Regions from separate parts of the Homo sapiens genome. Here region 2 is linked to region 1. A link is a loop called in an ENCODE intact Hi-C map of the cell type or tissue named here. Cell type or tissue: stomach. All regions are shown on one strand. Each heading gives the region's core, and the rest is flanking DNA. Links, peaks and the distances in the headings are about the cores only. Region 1 overlaps SEPTIN3 (septin 3). Region 2 overlaps NDUFA6-DT (NDUFA6 divergent transcript).

What was found. Hi-C counts contacts between places; a loop is a spot of excess contacts. Peaks named below come from ENCODE experiments on the same cell type or tissue, not always from the same donor. Only the 100,000 strongest peaks of a DNase experiment are listed, where the experiment ranks them.
Region 2: a loop joins it to region 1, with 2.4 times the contacts of the local background. A loop is called at or near these places in 37 of 110 quality-filtered maps.

Annotation. Positions count from the first base shown.
Region 1 is chr22:41,975,085-41,979,468 of GRCh38, forward strand. All of the region lies in intron 2 of SEPTIN3 (septin 3), which reads left to right. Among named protein-coding and RNA genes, the nearest start is that of SEPTIN3, 7.8 kb to the left of the region's middle. RefSeq lists a silencer at 1,715-1,784. In stomach, for the core only: no CTCF peak of the experiment used is centred there; a DNase peak (open chromatin) is centred at 1,697; H3K4me3 peaks cover 1,409 bases; H3K27me3 peaks cover 3,382 bases.
Region 2 is chr22:42,113,014-42,117,397 of GRCh38, forward strand. All of the region lies in intron 3 of NDUFA6-DT (NDUFA6 divergent transcript), which reads left to right. Among named protein-coding and RNA genes, the nearest start is that of CYP2D6, 16 kb to the right of the region's middle. In stomach, for the core only: a CTCF peak has its summit at 1,926 (motif pointing left); no DNase peak of the experiment used is centred there.

The sequences.
Region 1 (4,384 bases), core at 79-4,078:
GGTCCCCCACCCCCAGCCCTTTAATCCTGAAAGGTAAGTTGGAGCCTTGTATATATGGAAGTCCTACACAGAACTCTAAAATAGGGCAACACAAGGGCTGGACATTCATTTGGTCTTAGAAAGCCTGTGACATGCCTAAAGTCACACCAAAGCTGGCTGGTGGCAGTAAGCTGATTGGAATCCAGATTGTTAAAATCTCTACTTTGGGCAGCCTCATTCCCAACATTTCAAGGGCTCAGAGTTTTTGGGTCTGGAAAGGTGCCTAGAAGGCATCCAGTCTAATGCCTTAATTGAGTCGTTAGATTGTCAGACCCCTTTCCCTCCACCCCACACACTCAGTCTGGGCACCTCACCTAAATTCTGGTCTTCACTTCTCCCTACGAGATCTCAGCTCTCCCTCCATCTGCAGCCCAGCCCTGTCTCCTGAAGTGCAGATGTGGGCAGCCAGCAGCCTGCTAGGCTTATCTACCCGGATGTCTCCCGGGCATGTCCAGAGGTAGCCCTTTTCTTCTTGAACTGACTCCTGCCTCCCTGATCTCACTCTCTCAGCTGTAGGCATTGCCTACCTTTTATTAGGTGCCTAGAAACCCGGGTATCCTCTTCTTCCTCATCTCTCTCTTGCCATCTCATCCAGTCTACTTCCCACCTTGTTGGTTTACCTCCTCAGTACTCAACTATCTGGCTGGCTGTCCCCTCCTCTCCATCCTTCTGCCCCTGTGAGGCCACCTCCCACCCACCAGCTTGTTCCCTGTCCACACACAACTGCTGCAACGACTCCCACATTGAATGGCAGCACTTTCGGCTTAATATTCGTCAGTGACTCACCATTACCTTCCATTAAAATCCAGCTTCCAAGGCTGCGTGCGGACTTCTCCAGCCTCTTATTTAGCTCTACACACCTGTCTGGAATTTTCTCTGCTTCAGCGACACCAAGGACTCTGGGCTGTCCACCAGCACCACGCAGCTCTCACCTCTGGAGACCCTCACCTCTGCTGTCCTCTCTTTGCAGAATACCTCTCCCTTTCCATTCTTCCCTTCCACTCCCATTTGCCTTTCCATCTGGCCCTCATCTCCTCCAAGAAGTCTTCCAAGCCCCCTCTCCCCAGGGTGCCCACCTGCCTGCACCCTCAGTTCCCTGTGTGCACCCCGGCCCCTGCATTAGGACATTCCATCTTCCTGTCTCCTCCACTAGACCCAGAACCTTCGAGGGGAGGGATGGTTGTCCTCACCCCTGTGAGGCAATATGCTGTCCATTAGTATCCACTGAATGCGTGAAATTTTTTTCTAATGGGCAAACTGAGGCTCAGAGAAGTTCCTGTCTGGCTCAAGGTTATTGGTTCATCATTCTGGAGCAGGGCCTGGAACCCGGGCCCCTGACTCGGCTCTACAGGCACCCGCGCAACACCCCAGCCCCCGCGTGACTCACGCGCGCTCACGGCCGCCCGCAGCTGCCACTGGTCCCCTGCGCCCCTCCGCCCGTCCCCGCCGCAGCCCAGTGGGTAAGGGGCGGGGAGCAGGTCCAGCGGGGAGAGACGGGACTGGGATGCAGGCACCTTTCCGGGCCTGGCACCTGGAGCCCGCGGGGGCGGCTCCTGGACCGCCCGCAGCGTGGACCCGGGACCAGTTCCCGCTTGCGGGCGCGGGCGCCGCGGGAAGGGGAGGGGCCCTCGGCGGGGCCGACGGGCGCGCGGTCACGTGGTGCGGGTGGCAGCGGCGGCGGCTGGCGGCGGCGGCAACGGTGCGCGCGGACAGGGGCGGCGCGGCGCCGAGCGAGCCGAGGCGAGGTCCCGGGGAGGGCGCGGCGGCGCGGGGCGCAGGGGCGGCGCGGCGGGGCCGCGGGCCGGGCGGGTGGGAGGAGAGCGCGAAGGGGCGAGGCCCGTTTGCAGGGGCCGCTCGGCCCGGGGAAGCCCGCGCCCCGCTCAGCCTTGCAGCCCCGCGCCCGGAGCATCTCCCTGGAGGAACGGAGACAAAGGAGGATTCATGTCCAAAGGTAGGGCGGCCGGCCAGGCCACCGGCACCCGCCAGGAGGAGGCTGCGGCCCCGGCCAGCGCGGCTGGAGGCGCTCCTGGGGGAGGGTTTCCGCGCCGAGGAGCCCACGCGCGGTGACAGATGCGCGGACACACGCACACACGGTGGCACCCACCTCGAGAGAGACAATCTTGGAGAGAGGCAGACATAGGACGCGGGGAGACGCAGGGACCCACGGACACGCAAGCAGGGACCCAGATGCGCACAGAAAGCCCCATGCTGGAGTACACCAAGACACGCACACACACACACACCACGCACAGGTGCCAGGGCCATGCCAGCCGGATGAGAGACCTGTGCACTGATACATACGTCCCCTCCCCCGCAACCCCTACAGGCACACGCTGAGACAGGCACCAGCTGGTGGTCTCCAAGGGAACCCGTTGGCCTCCAGAGGACTGGGATGGGGGAACGGGTGTCCCAGGGCCCTCTGCTCCTGCGAATGGGAAAGGACCGAGAGAGCTTTCGTGATTCCTTTTCCCAGAGCCTAGGGCTGGAACTGGGGTGGGCTGGAATTGCCTTTGTGGGGGGCGGTGGGGTCCTGAAGGCTGCGGGGGGCTGAGGAAGATCCATCTTCAGGGTGGAAGGAAGAGGGGGGGCCTGCACTAAGCAGGTGCTATTTTGGAAAAGTACCCTCCCCCAGCTGCTACCTTCCTAACACAGGGGTGGGGTCCCTGGGCCAGACAAAGCCAAAGCCATTCATTTGCCTGTAAAAGGAAGTGCCAGGGTCTTTGCTTAGCATGGGAATGGAGGGGCTGTTTCTTGGCTGCAACCGAGTCAGGTGGATGGTGCCTCTCCCTGGAGCACTGATGGGGCAGGTAGCTTCTGGCAGAGGGTGCTGCAGGCAGATCCCCCTTCTCCAGGGGCCCTAGGAGAGCCAGGAGCTGAGGGGGGCCCCAAGGACCATCTAGCCAGGATGGCAGACTTGAGCTGCACCCTGCTGTGACCCGAGCTCTTCCCCACCCTTGGGGAGCCCCCCTCCAATCCTTGTTGCAGAGGAAGGAGGAGGTCTCAACAATTCTACTCCCTTGACTGTGGCGGAGACAACAGCCATTGCTCACTGGGGGGTCAGCTGCTCTGCATGGGGAGAAGCATCTGAGGGAAGAGAAAGGTGATGTGTCTGATACCTGCCTCACTCTGAAGTTCTCATTCACTCATCATTCATTCATTCACTTATTGAGGAGTGCCTGTGGTATGCTGGGTAGACTGGGGCACAGAGATCAATAAGACACGGCCCCGCCCTAAAGAAGGGTGAGAACTAGTACGTATTTGTGCCAGATAATTTACATTCTTCATTCTGTATAACCTTCATAGAAACCCAGCAAGGTAGGTTCTATCCCCAGTTGTCTGAGCAGAAAATGAGGCTCATAAGGGTCACCCAGCCAGGATTCAAGCCTGGGTCACCTGCCCATCTGACGTTGACATGGTGGGACCAGGGGAGTTGTAGGGACAGAGGATGGAACTACAGAATCCAGCTCCAGAGCAGCATTGGTTCTGTGCCCCAGAGGTCTTTGTTTATTTGTCAGGCACCCTTACCAGACAGGGGGCCCTCAAGGGCAACAACCTTGTCTGGGGTACATAAGTGTCCTTGGAATTTCGCCTAGGGCTTGGCTGGTGTAGACCCCCATTTGACAGCATATGAAATGGCCTAGATGGGATGGAATGAATGAATGAGTGAATGTGATGAGTACCAGAAAATGTGCAGTGGGCACAGAAGAGGGCCATCCACATCAGAAGGCAAAGCAGAGGCTTTCCTGGGAGTAGCAGTGGGGCTGAATGCTGGAGGAGGAGGAGGAGGAGGAGGAGGAGGAGGAGGAGGGAGCCAGGGGTTGGAGGGGGAACAGGATCTTCCAGCAAAGCTTGTGGCACAGTGACCTGCACACATTTACTGTACTTGGGGCTGGTGGGTGGCTTGTTAGCATGTGACTGGCATGTCACTGGCATGTGGTGGGGAGGCTGACTTGCCAGCAGGCGCTGTGTACAGTGCACACAGTGGGTGCTCATATGTGCTTGTTGGAGGAATGAAAGTGAGATCTACCAGGTCCTGGTCCTGTAGTGGGCCTGTGGTAGCCCCTAGATGCTGCTTGGGGATCTGGTAGGACCCTCTCTCCATCAGGGTCTATCTTTTGGGCGTGCTCTTTTAGGATGCTGCAGTTGACAGGCCAGGGCGGAGCAGGCCATGGTGAGAGCACACACTTTATAGGAATCTTTACACAACCTCTCATAAGTAAATACAAGGCATACTTTCCAAGTCTGTAAAATGGGGATAAGACCACCCCCCCAAACCATGTGGCTCTATCTTATAACACAGGTTGAGACCAAATGGGCTCAGCTGCAGAGGCATAAGGGGCAATGG
Region 2 (4,384 bases), core at 275-4,274, 140 kb after region 1:
GTTTTTGCCTTTTGTTTTTGCTTCTTTCCTCACATATATTTTTTGAGCTTCTCCCAGAAGTTCACTTAGAGGTTGGTTTTCCCAGTCTTCTAATTTTTGTAACTTTTTTGAAATATCTGGCCAACTTGTAGTGACAAAATGGAGCTTTAACACTCCCTGTCCAAGGAGATCTTCCAAATTTAGGCCTGCATATTGTCTTGTTTGGTCCTTTATTCTTGTCTAGAAATTTCATAGGCCCCCTCATCTTTTTCCTATTGTATATCAAATGCTTTAGAGAGGTTTTGGGTTCAGGGTACTGATTCCCTAATTCCCTTTATTATCATTTCCCTTAGGTCTTGCATATTTTCCCAGTGAGCTGCATTAATATCGTCCCACCGGGGGTCTTGGGTGGGAAACTTTTGATCTGCGGTAGGAATGTTTGACCAGGAGGGTGTTCGTGTTCCCAAATTGCCATAGCAGCCCTACAGATCATGCTTCTTTCCTCCCCTGAAAAGAGGACGCAGGCCGGGCGCGGTGGCTCACGCCTGTAATCCCAGCACTTTGGGAGGCCGAGGCGGGTGGATCATGAGGTCAGGAGATCGAGACCATCCTGGCTAACAAGGTGAAACCCCGTCTCTACTAAAAATACAAAAAAAATTAGCCGGGCGCAGTGGCGGGCGCCTGTAGTCCCAGCTACTCGGGAGGCTGAGGCAGGAGAATGGCGTGAACCCGGGAAGCGGAGCTTGCAGTGAGCCGAGATTGCGCCACTGCAGTCCGCAGTCCCGCCTGGGCGACAGAGCGAGACTCCGTCTCAAAAAAAAAAAAAAAAAAAAAGAAAAGAGGACGCCTAGGATGGACATTAACTCCACCCAAGTGTATAACTGAGGTCCTAAGAATTGATCAACCTGATCTGTTACCCAATAAGGTCATCCAATAACGGCTTAAGTTCCTTCTTCAAACTTCAGACCTCTGAACTGGTTAAGGGAGCATTCACAAAATTAATAGCCCCCCTGTCCTTGTGGCACCTCTTTTAAGGGGAAGAGAGTTGGGGCTGACTCCATAGATGTGGAGGGAAATGGGAAATTTTGGATATCTTTTTTACATTGTTCTACCTCACGTTGGAGTCCTTTTAGGGAGGGGTACTTAGGCTGAGAAGGAACAGGCTAATGGGATGGTGATTCCCAAGAATCAGGATTGTAAGGAGGAGGAATAACATGAGCAGGAGAAGGATCTGGAGCAGGAACGGGGACAGCAGCTGCTACCTGAGGGGAAGGGTTAGGGGCACTGAGCGTGGGGGAAGATGGTTTAGAGGATCCCATGTGCTGGAGTCTTTAGGCATGGGGACTGGCTTTTCTCACTCTTCAGTTTGAGGTGCTAGATTGGGTTTTTCCCTAGTTGTCTTTAAGGGAAAGAGGAGGACAGGTCCCTGCCTCCAACAAAGAGCATAGGCCAATTCTTCTTGAGAAACTGGACTTTTATCATTTACATATTGAATTAGAAGTTGACACATCACATCCTTGTTCAACCCAAACTTTGACCAAAAGATTGAGGGTTTGAGGATGGGTCCCTGAGTCCAAATAAAACAGCAATTGTTTGTCATTTGTTGCTTTTTCTTATGTTTAGTTCTCTCATTATCTTTCCAATATTTTAACATGAGACCTAGGGGACTAACAGCAGGAATATCTTTATTGCTGTCTTTATCCTTTTTACTCCGTGTCCTGCTTGGGGTGTTTCCCATGTTGGGTCCTAGTTAGGCTCAGTCCCTCATATTAGAGATTTCTTGCCTATCCTTTTCTGGAGGCTTGCTGAGGCTCAATCCCTCGTATTAGAGATTTCTTGCCTCTCCTTTTCTGGAGGCTTATTGAGGCTCAATTCCTCATACTAGAGATTTCTATCCTTTAGCCCCACCTGCTGGAGGCTCCTTGCACCCTTCTTTTGCTTCGTCCACTCTGGTCGCTTCCCGGAGGGGAATTTAGGTCCCTCTTACCTTTGGCACGCCCATATAAACCCCATGGCAGGATCTGTCCTAAGCCATATGAGGTGACCATGGAACCTCAGATAGGACACACTCATTCCGCACAGCAGTAGTGCTTAGTACCATTCACACAAGCAGCACCGCAAGCAGTAATGCTTGTGATCATTCATACACACTTTCAATCTCCAGAATATCTTGACCACCAAGGAAATGCTTTGTCACCCCTGTGACGTTTCTTACCTTGGTCTGTGCACAAAGTTACCTGGTCACCATGGTGTTGCAAGCCTTTTTTTCCCCACATTGCTGAGAGTCCGGATTTATTCGTCACACCGGGTGGGTTCCGATCCCTCACCCTGAGGCCACCGCAACGAGGCAGTGGGATGCGTCTCCTTATGAGAGGTGACCAGAGACCCCTTCCCTGGAGGAGAATGGGAATCCTGGATGAGCCCCAGATTTGTTGGAGATAAATGCTCAGTGCTGCAAAGTGAAACCAGCACTGAGGCGAAAGTTTTCTCAGCAAGGCAGTTTACTTCTGCAGAAGGGTGCTGCTTGTGTCAATCACGATTGCAAGAGCACACTGAACAAAGGAAAGCAGGGGTTTTTATTCCTAATGCAATCCCTCCCTCTGTGTCACTCCTTCATGGGCTGTGGTTGGACTGCACAATCTAAACTGACCCGACTGGCTATTTGTGAATACTTTCCCAAATAAGGAAGGGAAGGGAAATGTGAGTTACAGTGGTGGGACGTGCGGTTTCGAAGGGAGGAAGGGGTGAAGAGTGGGTAACCAAGGGAACAGATGTGAGTTATTGATTAGAACTGACAGGAAGGTTGTTTACAGTTACAGTAACTAGGGGCAAGGAGGCATAGAGAACAAGAAAGTTGAGTTTGAGAACAAAGAACAAGGAAGTTAACAGGCTAAACCTTTGAAGAGGAATTTTATTGTATCCTACATACTTGTTCTAGTCTGTTGTTGACACTTTCCAGTGCATTTTTTATTTCTTTAAGTGTGTCTTCCATTTGCAGAAATTGTGATTTTTTTTTCTTTATAATATCTGTTTCTCTGGAGAATTTTTCATCCATAGCCTGTATTTTTTTTGTTGTCTTTTTCTTTCTTTCTTTCTTTCCTTTTTGAGACTCTGAGCACTCTGTTGCTCACAGTGCAGTGGTGCAATCTCAGCTCACTGCAACCTCTGGCTCCTGGGTTCACGCAATCCCCCTGCCTCAGTCTCCCAAATAGCTGGTATTACAGGCACGCACCACCATGCCTGGCTGATTTTTGTATTTTTAGTAGAGATGGGGTTTCACTGTGTTGGCCAGGCTGGTCTGAAACTCCTGACCTCAAGTGATCAGCCCGCCTCAGCCTTCCAAAGTGCTGGGTTTACAGGTGTGAGCCACTGCGCCTGGCCAATCCATAGCCTGTATTGTTTTTTACATTTCTTTGTTTTCACTTTTCTCTGGTCTCTCCTTGAGTAGTTTAATAATCAACCATCTGAATTGTTTATCTGGCAATTCAGAGATTTCTTCTTGATTTGCATTCATTGCTGGGGAGCCAGTATGGTCTTTTGGAGGTGTTATAGAACCTTGTTTTGTCATATTACAATTTTTCTGATTTCTTCTCACTTGGGTAGACTATTTCAGGGGAAAAATCTGGAACTCAGGGGCTACTGTTCAGATTCTTTTGTCCCACAAAGTGACCCCTTGATGTGATGCATTCTCACTTCCCCTAGGGATGGAGCTTCGTGAGAGCCAGACTGTAGTGATTGCTATTGCTCTTCTGGGTCCAGCCACCCAGTGGGGCTACCAGGTTCCAGGCTGGTGCTGAGGAATGTCTGCAAAGAGTCCTGTGATGTGATCCGTCTTTAGCTCTCCTGGCCATGGACACCAGCACCTGCCCTGGTGGAGGTGGGAGGGGAGTAAAGTAGACTGTGAGTGTGAGAGTCCTTGCTTGTAGTTTTGTTTACTGTGCTGGCTTTCTCAAATGCTGGTTATGCTAGCAGTGAAGTTGTCACGTGGACAGACTCAGGAGCTCTGGTTAGCCAGGATGTTGAAAGCAGTGGAATTAGCTGTTTCTCATTTCTTGGAGCAGGGTTATTCTGTTGTGAGTTGCTGTAATGTCCTGACTTGGTTGGCCTCCAGCCAGGAGGTGGCGCTTTCAAGAGAACACCAGCTGCAATACTGGAAGGGGGATATAAGCTTGCCCTAAGTTGGCCAGGATAAGTATTAGGATTTCTCAGGTGATGGACAGGGCCATAAAGCTCCCAAGAGTTTATGGCTTTTGTGATCAGCTACCAGGGCGGGTAGAGAAATACTGTCAGGTTGGGGCAGGGTTAGGTGAGTCTGAGCTCAGACTCTTTCTGGGAATCTGTTACTGATTTGTAATTTTTAATTCCACAGTGTTTGAAGGACATACTTGAAATAAATTTAAAATCC